Linked DNA regions of Homo sapiens: region 2 is linked to region 1. The links are chromatin loops, found by intact Hi-C in ENCODE. Cell type or tissue: heart left ventricle. All regions are shown on one strand.

The links. Peaks named below come from ENCODE experiments on the same cell type or tissue, not always from the same donor. Only the 100,000 strongest peaks of a DNase experiment are listed, where the experiment ranks them.
Region 2: a loop joins it to region 1, with 5 times the contacts of the local background. A loop is called at or near these places in 2 of 110 quality-filtered maps.

What each region holds. Positions count from the first base shown.
Region 1 is chr7:106,061,668-106,069,667 of GRCh38, forward strand. No RefSeq gene overlaps it. Among named protein-coding and RNA genes, the nearest start is that of SYPL1, 47 kb to the right of the region's middle. RefSeq lists enhancers at 542-671, 702-871, 1,182-1,231. In heart left ventricle, no CTCF peak of the experiment used is centred here; DNase peaks (open chromatin) are centred at 3,384 and 3,774; H3K4me3 peaks cover 954 bases; H3K27ac peaks cover 2,826 bases.
Region 2 is chr7:106,213,708-106,221,707 of GRCh38, forward strand. LOC124901719 (a long non-coding RNA gene) reads right to left here and starts at 3,469. Exons shown (of 2, transcript XR_007060467.1): 1 at 3,233-3,469; 2 at 2,718-2,860. In heart left ventricle, no CTCF peak of the experiment used is centred here; a DNase peak (open chromatin) is centred at 3,504; H3K4me3 peaks cover 526 bases; H3K27ac peaks cover 3,411 bases.

The DNA of each region.
Region 1 (8,000 bases):
ATGACAGGGTGAAAGCGATATGCAGTCCTGAGAATAACTTTTATTTGCATGGCACCACAGCTGCAAAAAACAGTGCATTTCACTAACCCCTTATGGTATCAACCATGGATGGGGCAATCACTACAGGCCAAGCATTGCATTTACATCACTTCAGAACCCCTGTGGGAGGTGCTGTCCTATCCCAGTATACAGATGAGGACACTGGCACACAGGGAGACTCAATGACTTCCCATGATCATCCATCTGCTAAGAAGTGGAGTCTGGATTCGAACCTGAAGCCGTGGGACTCCAACGTCTTTGTTCTTTGTCACTGTACAATATGCCTCCCAGCTTCTGTCCTGGCTGCCTCCACAATCACTCAGCAGCCTCTGTACTGCATACACCACAGCGGGAGGTAGTGCGTGGCTGCTGAACATATGGGTGACGAAAGGGGTTTTCTGGTGGGACTGAAGTGCCACTGTCCCTCTTACGTGCAGAAGGCCCTGCCTGCCCTGCATGCCACCATCTAACCTAGTCCTGCCAGCAGCTGCCTGGTGGTGGCTTTGCAGCCCTGTTACAGCCCCTGCTGGGTGCATGATTCACAGGGGTGCAGTGTTGCCTTGCCCAGGCTCAGGCCCTGGCCTGCACCAGCCTGAGACAGAGCACTGGGTCAGAGGTGCCTTCTGTGGCTCCACTGCCCAGGGCATCAATGGAGCAGGGCCTACGGCGAGCCTCTGTGTGTGTCGAGACAGCTAGAACTGTTACTGGTGGAGGGTCTTGACTGCAAGTTGTCCAGGTTCTTGGTGTTCTGAACGAAGAATTGGACAAAATGCACAGCAAAGAAAGGAAAGAATGAAGCAACTAAAGCAGAGATTTATTGAAAATGAAAGTACACTCCACAGGGTGGGAGCAGGCCTGAGCAGCGGTTCAAGGGTGCTGGTTACAGGATCTTCAGGGGTCCAAATACCCCCTAGAGGTTTCCCATAGGCCACTTGGTGTACACTTCATGCAAATGAAGTAGTGGCCTGCAATCAGTCTGATTGGTTGCAGAAATCAACCAAATCGGACAGGTGGGGGTGTTTACAAAGGGAGTAGCCTCTGGTCCTTTTGTTACTTAGGTGTGGAAAGTTGGGGTTTCCCTTTTGATTTAGTTCTAATTAGTCAGTGTGAATCAGCCTTAGGTTCCCTGCCTCCAGACCCTATTCTCCTGCCTCAGAACTTGCCTGGGCAAGACTAAAGGTGGTCTCACAGTCCAGAGAAGCCACAGTAGGGGCCAAGGGAAAAACTTCTTTGCCCTCTGTATGTTCATGGAAAAATCATCTCACAAAATGCAGATTAATAAAAGAAAAGGCAGACAAATTTGTTAATGTGCACATGGGGGAGAACCACAGAGTGATTACCTCCACCCTCCACCCTCCACCCTCCTCCACCCTCCTGTCTAAATAAGCTCTTCTTCTAGGCAAACTGGTGGGGGGAATTGATTCACTATCCTCAGAAATTAGGAAGCATGAAATTATGCTGGCTCTGCTACTGGGGAACAAAGAGCAGGGGCGTGGTGTGCAGCGGCCAGTGCAGGAAGTATAAGTATATATACCATCCTGAGGTTACAGAAAGAATGGGGGCTTGGATCGGGGCAAAATAGGTTATGGGAGGAGAAGATGAGGAGGCCTGGTGAGCCAAGATGATCTTGTTACGTAGACGAAACCTCACAGGGAGCAGCCCCGAGAGAACTGATGGGAAATGTTACTTTCAGACCTTTAAAGGTGTCCCATTTTCAGTTAATTTTTCCTAGATTGGACAAAGGACGACCTCTGAGAAAACCTGAGAAAACCTGGCTGCATCAATGCAGATTCTCTGCAGATGCAAATCTCCCCCAGAAAGACAGCTTTGCAGGGCTCCTTCTGTTTGCAGGCCCTCTGAACAACCATCTCAAATTATGTCAAAGAAGTGTATTTGGGGATGAAACATGTGGATTTCTTTCACCCCCCACCCCCCTGCATCGCTTGTGTACTCTTTTCCCAAAGTGGAGTCTACAGCATGGAGTAGGGGGAGTTGATCTCCAGATATCCATGTCTCTTCCCTGCGCATAGTGACAGGAAACTGAACCCAGGAATCAAAACTCAATATATGAGGCCAGACAATGGTGCTTGTTCCTCCCTCTTGTTGTGAGAAGACATGAAGTGAACTCTGGGGTCATGAGTTACTGTGCTTCGAAAAATAAGCTGTGTGACTTTGGGCAATTGCCCAACCTCTCTGGGACTCAATGCCATTGTCTGTAAAATAGGGCTAAGAACTCCTTTCCTGCCTGCCTCCTAGATTTGTGGTGAGGATCACAGGAAATAATGTATGTGAGTGTGCCCTGTAAACCATAAAGTGCCCTAGTGACATGCACCCATGCACCTCCATCATTCCTGCAGTGACTGAAACTTGGAAATCTCACCAGAATGCATCACTGTGAGACTTGTTGAGAATTAAGTCAAGCAGGGGTTAAATTTGCCAATCACCAGAGCACACTATGTATATTTAAAATCCTCCACTCTTTTAGTAATTGGGGGCAAAAAAGAAAAAAAAAAACATCCACTCTGTCCCAGAATCATTATTCTGTAAAGTTAATGAGTTCCATGAAGGGTCTTTGTGGTGACTCATCCCATCACTTCTTCCACTCCTGCCACCAGGTGAGACCTGGGGAGAGCATCAGGGAGCAGGTGTCTTAAGGATCTGAGGTGCAGGGTGGGGGCTCCCGCAGCGCTGTGTTTAAACAGGGCCCTGCTGACGCCTCACCACGGCCGGCTGGGAAACAGCTGCAGCATAAGGCCTCTCCTCAGGCTAGTGTGGAGCCCAGCAGATGTGCCATTTGCCTCCACAGCAACAGACGTGACCCTAAAACCAGTGAGGTCCCCACCCTGAAAGGCTCCACTGGCTTCTGAGCCTGTGTCTAGAGGGAGTGGGCAAGGATTCCAGGTGCATGGAGAGGTGAACGCTATTACTGACTCCTCTGCTGGCCATATGCTTACTTCCTTTATCCTCCCATCAGCTCTGTGAAGCACCCACCACTTTAGTGCGGAGGAAGCCGAGCCTTAGAGAGGTCAAGGCCTTTATTTCAGCCTCCCAGCCAGCAGGCAGCAGGGCTCCAAATCGGAACCCAGATTTATTGGACCCCAAATCATAGGCTGTGACAGGGCTCGTTATTAACCAGGCCATAAATACTTCCTGAGTCCCTATCCCGTCCCTGGAACTGCTGGGGACATGAAAGGCACAGGAGGCAGGGGCCCGACCTCACGGGGTTGGAGCAGACCTAAAGTGGGATGAGAGCAGAGGAACCCTGCGGCTGGGGCTCTCCACTCTTCCATCACGCTCTGTCCAGCAGGGCAACTGGAGGGAGCCATGAGCATGCGATGACCTGGCGGCTGCTCAGGATGGGAGGGACCACTGTCAGCCAGGACTGGCAGGACTGTGTGAGTCATCCTAGTGGGTGAGGGAGTCTTCCTGGGCTCTGGGAGCTATGAGTCCATGATTCCTGGGCATGTGAGGAAGCTGGTTAGGAGCTCAGCCAAAACTTAAACTCTCAATCCAGCACTCTTTACACTCCCACCACATCTGAGCTGAGACTTGAAGGGGTGGGGCATGGGTGATTCTGGTCCCAGGGACTAGAGCCTGGGGGCTCCCACCTTTTCCTCTGGTTCTGCACTGACCTGCCCTCTGGTTCTGCCCTGACCTGCCCTTGCCAAGCCCACTGGGCCGGCGAACAGTTGTTTCCATTTTCCCTGCAGCCTCTGTTCTGGGAACCAGGCCAGCATTCATAGCCTTTCCCCTCCTTTTCTTTTTGTAATAGAAACTGCTCAGGGCTGCCAGGAGCCAGCAGTGTGCTCCGCGGCTCACCGTTTGGCTGGACTGGAGGTGAAGCTTCTTGGTGGCTCCTTCCCAGCCTTCTATGGAAGCTGGAATCCACTCTCCCGAGGCCATTTCTCCTCCCGGGGTTCCCTCTCTGCAGCCTCAACCCCCCAGTGCCCTTTGTCCCCTAAAGCGAGCAGTTTGTTTTCAGTCCAATACCTCCAGGGGATGGGGGGGGGCGCCTGGAGGAGTGTCCCAGGAGAGGGTCCCACCAGCCACGCTGCCCTGAACCCCCTTAAAATGGGGGTGGTGTGACAGTAACTTAGAGACCACTTAGATGACCTCAGGCATTCTGAGAAATCTAAAGGCTGATCTGAAGCCAGAGGAGGAAAGTTCATTCACCTTTGTCCCAGCCCCTCCCCGACTCCAGGACTCTAGCGTTGGCTGTTTTTATTTGCAGTCCAGCGTCCGGAATGAGCGGAGTTCCTTTTGGGAAGGATGTGCGGCAGGTGTGCTCACTCTGCCCGGGAGCGTCTCCCCGCCGAGGAGCGCCCATGCTGACTGCGAATTGTTCCACACTGCACGCAGAGCATTCCTTTAGCAGCCTCTTGTTTTCTTAAGTGACTCTCTACAACTGTTTCCTTGGAGGCGTTTGTCTAAATAAGCTCTTCTTCTAGGCAAACTGGTGGGGGGAATTGATTCACTATCCTCAGAAATTAGGAAGCATGAAATTATACTGGCTCTGCTACCGGGGAACAAAGAGCAGGGGCGTGGTGTGCAGCGGCCAGTGCAGGGCCCAGGACAGGGTGTGGGGGCTAATCACAGCCCGCGGGGTGGGTGGGAAGTGCCCCAGCCCCAAGCTGGGACTGTGCTTCTCGGCACCTTCCACACCTTATGTAGCTCCCCTTTGGTCTCCACGTTTCTGGAAGTCACAGCTGCACCCTGGGTCACCTTAAGCTTTTTCACAGTGGACCACATGTGATTCTGAGTTACATTACTTTAACCTCAAGAGCTTGACTATTTTCTATATCGTGAAGTTATAAAAGGATAGTGGAATCTCACAGTCATTTGAGAGACAATACTTTTTTTCGACCATATGAATGTTTTGTACCATGGAGACAGTGTGAGCCAGGCTAGGAGGTCTGGTCAGAGACACTTATTTTATTTTTAGTTTTAGTTTTTGTAGAAATGAGAGTCTCACTATGTTGCCTAGGCAAGTCTTGAACTTCTGGCCTCAAGCAATCCTCCTACCTCGGCCTCCCAAAGTTTTAAGATTACAGGTGTGAGCCACTGCACCTGGCCAGACACACTTAGTTTAAGGAGCAATGTGCTATAGGCAAGAAAGCCAAATATATCTCAGGTCAAATCTGGCTCTGCTGTGTGATTTGGGGCAAATTAATGAACCTCTCTGCACTTCTGTTTCCTCATCCATCAAAGGGGAATAATAAAACCTATCTCACTGTGCTGTAAAGATTAAATAATGAAATGGATGCAAACTACCTCACATAGTACCTGGCCCACAGCAAGTTCTTAACTAAAGAGAACTCTCTTTCTCTTCTAAAACCTAGGATGCCTGAGGAGTCTAGGATTAGGAATCTCTGAATATTTACTAGTAGCATTGCTGGGGTGGATCAGAAATATTTGGGAAAAAAGTTAGGAGGAAAATGGCACCTATGAGGATGTCATAGTCATCAGCAATGAAGGATTTGAGAAGTTCTTTAGCAGAAATCAGGAGATTACCTCTTTCATTCAAACCCTAGCGAAGGATGCTTTACACTATGACTATGATTACAGAGAAATGAGAATATTTTCCATTTGTGATATAGAAAAACCATTCCCTTAACTGGGGGCCACATGCTGTAGGGAGTTCAATACCATTCTCCAAGTACATGAGGCCCAACCTACATCCTGGTTCTGTCTCTTTCCCCAGCCCTGGTCCTTTGCAAGAGGTAAAAGTCTTTATAAGTGCATGAGAATAACTGCTCAAAATCACTTTTAGGTTTCCCCCAAATTCTCCTGATCTCTAATAAAAACAAATAATTGAGGGGATGTGACATTACCCTTGGTCACTAGTGATTTAGAGCTTCTGTCCATTGCTCCTTGGAGCTGCTCATCCTCAAAGGTACCCCAGGCAGAGGCCAGCAGCGAGTTCAAGGCCTTGTCAAGAAGGTTTTCCTTTAATAATACGCATCCACATACACAAAACACAGGCCTTCCTGGAATTGCCAAAAGACAGCAGCTGCAAAAAGGACTTGGACAAGAAAGTTTATTGCAGCTTTATTCCAAACAACCCAGATGCCCATCAACAGGAGAATGGTAAACAAATTATGGCATATTTATACGATGGAATATTACACAGTTATAAAAACAGCAAATTTTTGAAATGTGAACCTCACAGTCATGATGTTGAAAGAAACAAGACACAGATAAAAAAGTACATATTGTGTAATTCTATTTATAATGGAGTTCAAGAATCAGCAATGTTAATCCTAGATGACGGAAGTCAGATAGCAGTTACCTTTGGGTAAGCATGCTTACTTTGGACTTGGAAGGGGCACAGATAGCTTTCTGGGGCTGTGGAAATGTTGCGAATCTTGGTTTGGGTAGTTACATGGGTGTATGCGTAGATAAACATTCACAGTGATGTGCGCTCAAAATTGTGCATTTTATGGGACATAAATTAAAAACGTAAAAATATTGAAAAACAGAAATTGGAGAAGTGTTAAAGGGTCAGGTTGAATGAGGACTGTCTAACCTGGAGCTGGCATCAGAAACAACTACCAGAAATCCCTGTAACCTGCTTCTCCTTTGGGGTCTGTGAACCGCAGGACTAAGACACTCCCACATTCTGACCCTGGCACCAGCAACAGACTACTTGCCATCGGATTGATGTCGAGAAATGATCACAGGATAACAGCTCTTCTCACGGTTCAGCAGATAATAGTAAGTCAAACTTTTGCCCCAGTTGAACATCCTATCTCTAAGTATACCCCCCATTTCCTCTGAACCCCCCTAAACCATTTGCCAGTCACCCAAATCACCATCTGTGACCACTACTCCCCTGCATTCTACATCCAATCAATCACCAAGCCCTGTCAATTCTCCTTACTTGATAGCTTTAACACTCCTCCACTCCTCTCCAGCCCAGTGTCTTAAATCCACACTAACATCCTCCTTCTAGATGATGCGCCCACCTCCCACCTGCTCTCCCAGACTCCTGTGGTCTTGCCCTCCCTTCAATGAACTTGCCAGCTGCTGAAGGGATCATGGCCCTAAAATGCAAATCATAGAATACTTAAAAGAATTTCTAAACCTCCCAGGATTCACCCAGGCTCCTGGCATGGCTTACAGGCTGTAACCCATGATGCAAACCAGGCTTGCCTGTCCTGACAGCCTCATCTCTCTATGCGGGGCACTGTCCTAAGTGGTAGAATTAATTACAGCAGTGAATGAAACAAAGTTCCTTCGCCGATGGGATTTGCCATTTTGTAGGGAAGTACAGACAACAAACAAACAAATATATGAGATGATGTGGTATACATGTGAAAGACAGAAAAGCAAGATAGGAGACAGGGAGTGATGTGGGATTCTGTGTCAGCTGGGATGGTTAAGGAAGGCCATTCTAATGAGATCACATTTGGGCAGAAGCCTGAAGGAAGAGGCTGCTTGCCACCCCACACAGCAAGGGTGTGCCACAGTCATCTGCTCTCCTGGCAGTTCCGAGAGCAGGCTGGGCTCCCCTAGGCCTCTGGGCCTGTGCACGCACACTTCCTCTCCCTGCAGCATTCCATACCATCAAGAACTGAGATCTTATCTCATGTGCAGGTAATAATCACACATGCCAAAATTTCACGGATGTTGGTAGAAGACATGAGGCTCCTGGGTCAGAGAAGAAGGACAGTTTCTTCACTTCCAGTAATAGTAACAGCCAGAGTGGCAGCATTTTTGCACTGGTTTTCTGACCCCAGGTGACCCAACACCACCATTCAGTGAGATAGATGAAGTCTAAATAAGAGAGTAAACCATTGTGGAAGGCATTGAAACCATAAAAAGTAAGATGAGAACAGTTGAGAAAAAGACACTTAGAATTGACTGCAACATTTACAGAGTTTTGGTGTCAGCAGAGGCCTTAGTATTAGGTGATGGAAGCCCGCCACTGTAAGGTTCCCGCCCTTGAGAATCTGCTCAGG
Region 2 (8,000 bases), 150 kb after region 1:
CTGGCAAACTGAATCTAGCAGCACATCAAAAAGCTTATCTACCATTATCAAGTGGGCTTCATCCCTGGGATGCAAGGCTGGTTCAACATACGCAAATCAATGAACATAATCCAGCATATAAATAGAACCAAAGACAAAAACCACATGATTATCTCAATAGATGCAGAAAAGGCCTTTGACAAAATTCAACAGCCCTTCATGTTAAACTCTCAATAAATTAGGTATTGATGGGACATATCTCAAAATAAGAGCTATTTATGACAAACCCACAGCCAATATCATACTGAATGGGCAAAAACATTCTTTGAAAACTGGCACAAGACAGGGATGCCCTCTCTCACCACTCCTATTCAACATAGTGTTGGAAGTTCTGGCCTGGGCAATCAGATAGGAGAAAGAAATAAGTGTATTCAATTAGGAAAAGAGGAAGTCAAATTGTCCCTGTTTGCAGATGACATGATTGTATATTTAGAAAACCCCATCGTCTCAGCCCAAAATCTCCTTAAACTGATAGGCAACTTCAGCAAAGTCTCAGGATACAAAATCAGTGTGCAAAAATCACAAGCATTCTTATACACCAATAACAGACAAGCAGAGAGCCAAATCATGAGTGAACTCCCATTCACAATTGCTTCAAAGAGAATAAAATACCTAGGAATCCAACTTACAAGGGATGTGAAGGACCTCTTCAAGGAGAACTACAAACCACTGCTCAATGAAATAAAAGAGGACACAAACAAATGGAAGAACATTCCATGCTCATGGATAGGAAGAATCAATATTGTGAGAATGGCCATATTGCCCAGGTAATTTACAGATTCAGTGCCATCCCCATCAAGCTACCAATGACTTTCTTCACAGAATTGGAAAAAACTACTTTAAAGTTCATATGGAACCAAAAAAGAGCCCACATTGCCAAGACAATCCTAAGCCAAAAGAACAAAGCTGGAGGCATCATGCTACCTAACTTCAAACTGTACAACAAGGCTACAGTAACCAAAACAGAGATATAGATCAATGGAACAGACCAGAGCCCTCAGAAATAATACCACACATCTACAACCATCTGATCTTTGACAAACCTGACAAAAACAAGCAACGGGGAAAGGATTCCCTATTTAATAAATGGCGCTGGGAAAACTGGCTAGCCATATGTAGAAAGCTGAAACTGGATCCCTTCCTTATACCTTATACAAAAATTAATTCAAGGTGGATTAAAGACTTAAATGTTAGACCTAAAACCATAAAAACCCTAGAAGAAAACCTAGGCAATACCGTTCAGGACATAGGCATGGGCAAGGACTTCATGTCTAAAACACCAAAAGCAATGGCAACAAAAGCCAAAATAGACAAATGGGATCTAATTAAACTAAAGAGCTTCTGCACAGCAAAAGAAACTACCACCAGAGTGAACAGGCAACCTACAGAATGGGAGAAAAATTTTGCAATCTATTCATCTGACAACGGGCTAATATCCAGAATCTTCAAAGAACCCAAACAGATTTACAAGAAAAAAACAACCCCATCAACAAGTGGGCAAAGGATATGAACAGACATGTCTCAAAAGAAGACATTTATGCAGCCAACAGACACATGAAAAAATGTTCATCATCACTGGCCATCAGAGAAATGCAAATCAAAACCACAATGAGATACCATCTCACACCAGTTAGAATGGCAGTCATTAAAAAGTCAGGAAACAACAGATGCTGGAGAGGATGTGGAGAAATAGGAACACTTTTACACTGTTGGTGGGACTGTAAACTGGTTCAACCATTGTGGAAGACAGTGTGGCGATTCCTCAAGGATCTAGAACTAGAAATACCATTTGACCTAGCAAGCCCATTACTGGGTATATACCCAAAGGATTATAAATCATGCTGCTATAAAGACACATGCACATGTGTGTTTATTGCGGCACTATTCACAATAGCAAAGACTTGGAACCAACCCACATGTCCATCAATGATAGACTGGATTAAAAAGATGTGGCACATATACACCATGGAATACTGTACAGCCATAAAAATGGATGAGTTCATGTCCTTTGTAGGGACATGGATGAAGCTGGCAACCATCATTCTCAGCAAACTATCCCAGGGACAAAATACCAAGCACCACATGTTCTCACTCACAGGTGAGAATTGAACAATGAGAACACATGGACACAGGAAGAGGAACCTCACACACCGGGGCCTGTCATGGGGTGGGGGGAGGGCGACGGGATAACATTAGGAGATACACCTAATGTAAATGACAAGTTAATGCGTACAGCACACCAACATGGCACATGTATACCTATGTAACAAACCTGCACGTTGTGGTCATGTACCCTAGAACTTAAAGTTTAATAATAGTAAAAAAAAAAAGGAAAAAAAAGAGAAAATGACATCAGACTCATATGTCTATTAGGAGAATCAAAGTATTACAGGCAAGGCATTTAATATAGTCCCTGGTACCTAGTAGACATTCATTAAATGTGTTTTCCTTCTCTTTCTGCAACACACAAATGCGGTGTGTTGTGGGACACAGGAACTAACTTGACAAATGGTAAGGATAAAATAAAACAAAAAAAAAGGTAATATTTGTGTAGTAGTTTCTGGCAGAGGCAGACCAGATAGAGCTAAAACACTCTAAGTTGCTGAAAAAGACTTAAAAACTTCTGTTAGGCATAGGGTACTGGCCTAGCTGTTGTAACTAAGAAAGCCCCACATATAATGGTTTAAAAAGATGGGAGTTTATTTTTCTCCATGTAATAACCCAGAAGTAAACTGTTCACAGCTGACAAGGCGGCTCGTCTTTCTCAACACAGGATTTCCATCTTTGGCTCCAACGGGGTTGCTTTGGATCCTGATATCATCTAGGTAGCGGGAAGGGGGATAAAGGCCAGGGGAAGGGAGGATGTAAATTTCTTTTAAGGACATGACTCAGAAATGACACAGCTCATTCTCACCCAGCATGACCAAATCCATGCTGTAAAGATGCCAAGAAAAGTACACTTGAACTGGCCAGAGAAATTCTCAGCTAAAACACAGGAGTGCTCTTATTAAAGACAGGGAATATGGATGTTGCTGGACAGGTAGCCATCTCAGCCACATACCTGTGTTATGTTTTCTCTAGTCTAAAACTTCAGGCTTTCAAAAAACAAACAAAACAACAAAGCTAACATAAACTCCAAAATATAAGCCCAATTTCTTTCTTGTTATTCAATAAATATTTATAGACTACTTACTATGCACTAGGCACTATTTGAAACATTGCAGATTCAGCAGACTGCAAAACAGATCAGCTTCCCGATCCCAGAAAGCTGTATTCAATAGGGAGAGAAGGTAAACAAATGAAAAACAGAAACAACAGTAGATACCAGTAAGAGCAAAGATGAAAATTAAGGCAATGGGGAAATGAGCGACTGGGTGGCTCCTCCCTTTGGGTGGTTAGGGAAGTCAGCCAGGCATTGGAAGAGCGGGAAGCAGAAAGTGCCTGCACGGGAAGCTGCAAGGGCAAAGGTCCCGATGCCGGGAAGATCTTGGAGGGTTTGTGACACGGAAGGGCTGGTGTGGCTGGATTTAGTGGGAGAGGGAGAAGGTTATAAGGGGAGAGAAGAGATCAGAAAGGCAGCTGGGAGCAGGCTTGTAGAGGGCTTTGCTAGCCAGGGACAGTTTGTTCTCTGGCATTTTCCAGCACTGATTGCATTGTACACAAAGTAGGCACCCAATGAGTGATGAATGAACAAACTAAAAGATAAAGACCTGAGGCTGTTGACACTCATAGCTTTCCTTTGCTTTACTTGGCAAAGATTAGGATTAACCTCTACTCATCCTTTGCATACCTCTCGCTCAGAACCTCAACACCTCTTTCTCCTTGCAAGATTGTTCTTAGTGTCCTTGGTAGCCCAGTGTCCCCTGGTTAAAAATGGCCTTAGGGAAAGAATTTGCGGAAAAGATGGCTATCTGAAGAAGATGACCACATCTCCTTTTTGGCTTTGTCTATTCTGTTCAACAGCTCCCATTCTGATTTTTTCCATAGGGTTTAGCAGATCTGGCATCAGCCTGCCACTCTTGGTTAGGGTTAAGTTTGAAGAGGCAGTGTAACAGTGGAGTGGCAGGATGGGATGGTAGTGAAGGCTGTGGCCTTTAGAGCCAGACTGCCCGAGTAAGGTACCTAGCCTTCTTGGTCATCAATTTACTTATCTGTGAAATGGGCAACCATAATCGTTCATGACTGCAATATTGAAAGCTTTGAAACTAAGATTTTTAGTAACTCACTTGAGGCAACACCTGTCCTGAGTTAATCTGAAACTGTTTGGAAGGAAAACTTGACATGAAACTACTTATAATCATTATTTATTCCATTTTTTAAATATTAGTGCATTTTGTTTGATTAGGAGACAGTCATAGACCCTTCCAGGGGAGTTATATAATTTATAATGTAATTTATAATGGGCCATACTTCTTAAAATCTGAAAAATTTTGAATTCCAAAACACTGGGCTTCAAGAATTTGGATAAAGGACTGTGAACCATTACTGTCCTTCCTAAAACATGGCAGCTAAAATGAATGTGAGCTGGCAGTTGTGGTTAATGTGCCAGCTCAAAGTTAAATGGGGAGTGAGAAGGTGTCTGGATGTCATGGAGTCATTCTCCAAACTTGCATTTCACCCTTGTGGGTGAGATGGTAAAATGTGGCTCAAATGATACAGTAGGAGGATTTTCCAGGCCTCACAGGAGTGTTTTTTGGGGGGAGATCTTACGGTGCTCCAGCTCTGGCCATTCTCCAGCTAATGGATTCAGAGGTGATTTCTGATAAATGGGGGTTCTTTTGGTTTCAGGTAAGCAACAGAAGTCCACATAAACTAGCTCAAGCTAGAGGATTATCAACGAAGCCAAAGTCAAGAGGCAGCTGGGCCTTAGGGATGTTCTGGAACTAGGAATGAAAGCACCGTGGACAGTTAAGGCTTCCCTCACTCTCTTTTTCCTGCTTGTATGCAAGTCCATCCATCCATCCATCTGGCTGCAGAGCAGCTTTCTCTGCTTACTAATCCACTTGGCAAAAACCAGCTACTGTCAACAGCTTCTGAGCTGTCTCTCCTGCATGAATTCCAAGCTCCCCAGGAGTAGGACATGGGCTTGGCCCATTGGGCTAAGGAGATGCGGTGGTGTGTGGGGTCAGGTCACCCTGCCCAAACATGGCTTCTCCCTCAGTAACTTTGTGGATGGAGAGGAATGGGCAGCTACTAGTAAAATGTGGGAAGGTTGTGTGGGGAAACTGTGTGAAGGTTAGAGAGCAGAAGAGTTGGATTGAGCAGACCCTGGTTCACACCAAACCAAAAACAAATAGTAAAGTGATGAGCAGGTAGGACAGGCTATAAGCAGAGGTGTCTCTGATCCTGTATCTTGAAGGAAAATCACACTCACCTTCACTACCACATCTGTTTGTACCAATGGCGGTTTTTTAAAAAAGGCAAGGTGAGAAACTGATCAGTTCAGGAAGGCGCTATCTGGTTCTTGTTGGGGTAGGATGGGGGAAGGTATAGAAAGGAAGATAGAGCAACAGCACTAGAGAACAAAGGGATGGTTGAAGTGTTTCACCTCCCCAGTCTATCAGTGCACAGGCTGTGCCTGGTTTCCTTCCACACAGCTGTGTCTCAACATCAGAACAAAGGATTTCCTCTGGGCCCTTTTGTACAGGTCGACCCAAGATCCTTCCTTGCCTATCAGCTCCTGGGGGCTATGACCACTTTAGATGTGGCCCCGCCTCATTCTTCCTGCTGAGAGACAAAATCAGGAGAAGTCCAGTTCCCAGGAAGACAGTAGGAGGAAGATTAGGAGGAAGGAGTCCCTGCTGTCCTTCCCATGGTAGAAAAACCATGCCTTCCTCCCCAAGATTTCACTTAATTGCTACTCCTTTAACTGTGTAGTTACCTTGCACTTGGCATGTTTACTGGGTGGGACAAAAATCAAGGGTCTGCTTGAGGACTTTTGGAGAGGAGACAAATCCAAATACCTTCTGACTTGGGAGCCACTTACAAGCTTAGGTCCAATCTGTATGATTGGAGAAAGTAGCCCAGGACTATCTTTTCATATAGATGCAGAGGCGCAGAACAAATAAAGCCCCATTCTTTGATAATTTACCTGGGGTTCAGAAAGTTTATTCTGAGCTTAATTCCATAAGATCTTCTCCAAATATATGTTGCAGTCACTGGCTCCTTCTTGGCATTTGAGCTAACATGGAACATTTTCCTCTCTAGCCCTCCTAGTTCTGTGATTTAGATTGACCATGAGGGCAAGGTAATAGAGGAGGAAGGTGAGGAAAGGACCAGAAATATGATGTGTCTGCAGACAGCAGGAGTATCTAGTCTTGTAAGCTGTTGCCTCCCTGATGCAGCCCTAGATTCCCTAGAAAGGACCTGCTCCTGCCCCCACCAGTTGCCATGGCAGCAGGTTCCAAGTAACTCCAGCCCAAAGTTTTACACTTAAGAGGCATGCAACCAACAGGTAAGTAATGACAAGAAGGGCTGTGTGTGCAGTTTGGGTAAGATCAGGCCCTGGTAGAAAGAGCTGTGGGCTGGAGGTCTGACAACCTGGGTTTGAGTCATGGCTCTGCATGGTGAAAACTTGGGCAAGTCACTCACTCCTCCTGAACTTCAATTTTCATATCTATAAAATAAGTTAAGATTGATGATCTCTGGGATACTTCCTGCTCCAACTTGCTGGGTTCTGCTTGCCTTTTGAGCATCACAGTTCCAGAAGCACTCTAGGCCTTTACCTGGAAAGCATGGAGCCAGGAAATGTGAAACTCGAATAGCCAGTTGGATTGGTCTACTTAGGCTGCTGTAGCAAAGTACCCCGTGCTGGGCGGCTTAAACAACAGAAACACATTGTCTCACAGTCCTGGAGGCTGGAAGTTCATGATCAAGGTGTTAGTAGGGTTGGTTCCTCCTTAGGGCTGCAAGGGAGAACCTGTCCCAGGCCCCTCCCCTAGCTTCTGATGGTTTTTGGGCAGTCTTTGGTGTTCCTTGGCTTGTAGCTGCATCACCTGGTGTCTGCCTCCATCTTCATGTGGCATCCTCCCTGTGTGTGTGTCCGTCTCTGTGTCCAAATTTCCCTGTCCATGACACCAGTCACATTGGATTAGGGTCCATCCTAATGATCTCACTTCAACTTTATTACCTCTGTAAATACTGTATTTCTGAATAATGTTACATTCTGAGGTACTAGCAGTTACGACCTCAACTTATCTTTTCTGGAGGAAACAATTCAACCTATAATACCAGTTGTAAGTCTTGGCTAAATATCTCTGCATGGAAGAAGTGGAAAAAGTGAACTAAAAATAAGTTTTTATTTTTTAAAATCAGGTGATATTTTTATGCAATACTTGAAGCTGTATTTACCAGCTGTTATCAGGTTTGAGATGTAGTGTTCCAACAAATGATTCTCTGAAAGGAAACATAACATGCTCCTTTCTTTCTTTTCCTTTTTACTTGCTTGTTCCCTCCATTCTTTTTGTTTCTAACTTCAATGCATTAATTCTTACTCCATTCCCCTCCACTCTCCCTACCTGGGTTTTGCAAAATAAAGACAAATCTGTTCTTTATTCTCTGGTTCACCTTCTAGAAGAAAAATGCAGCCAACATCCTTATTGAATCATTACTTCTGCTTTCAAAGCCCCCTTTCTTCCTCTCCACCTTTCCAGGAACTGAGAAATCTTGGGGCTGGATGAGACCTGAGATGTTTTCTAAGCCCCTAACTGACTTGGGTCTCTTGTACAACAGCCAACAGCCTGCCACCTTTTTTTTCCCAAAGATATGGTCTTGGCCAGGTGCAGTGGCTCATGCCTACCATCCCAGAACTTTGGGAGGCTAGGGTGGGTGGATCACGAGGTCAGGAGTTTGAGACCAGCCCGACTAACATGGTGAAACCCTGTTTCCACTAAAAATACAAAAATTAGCCGGGCATGGTGGCACGCGCCTGTAATCCCAGCTACTCCTGAGCCTGAGGCAGG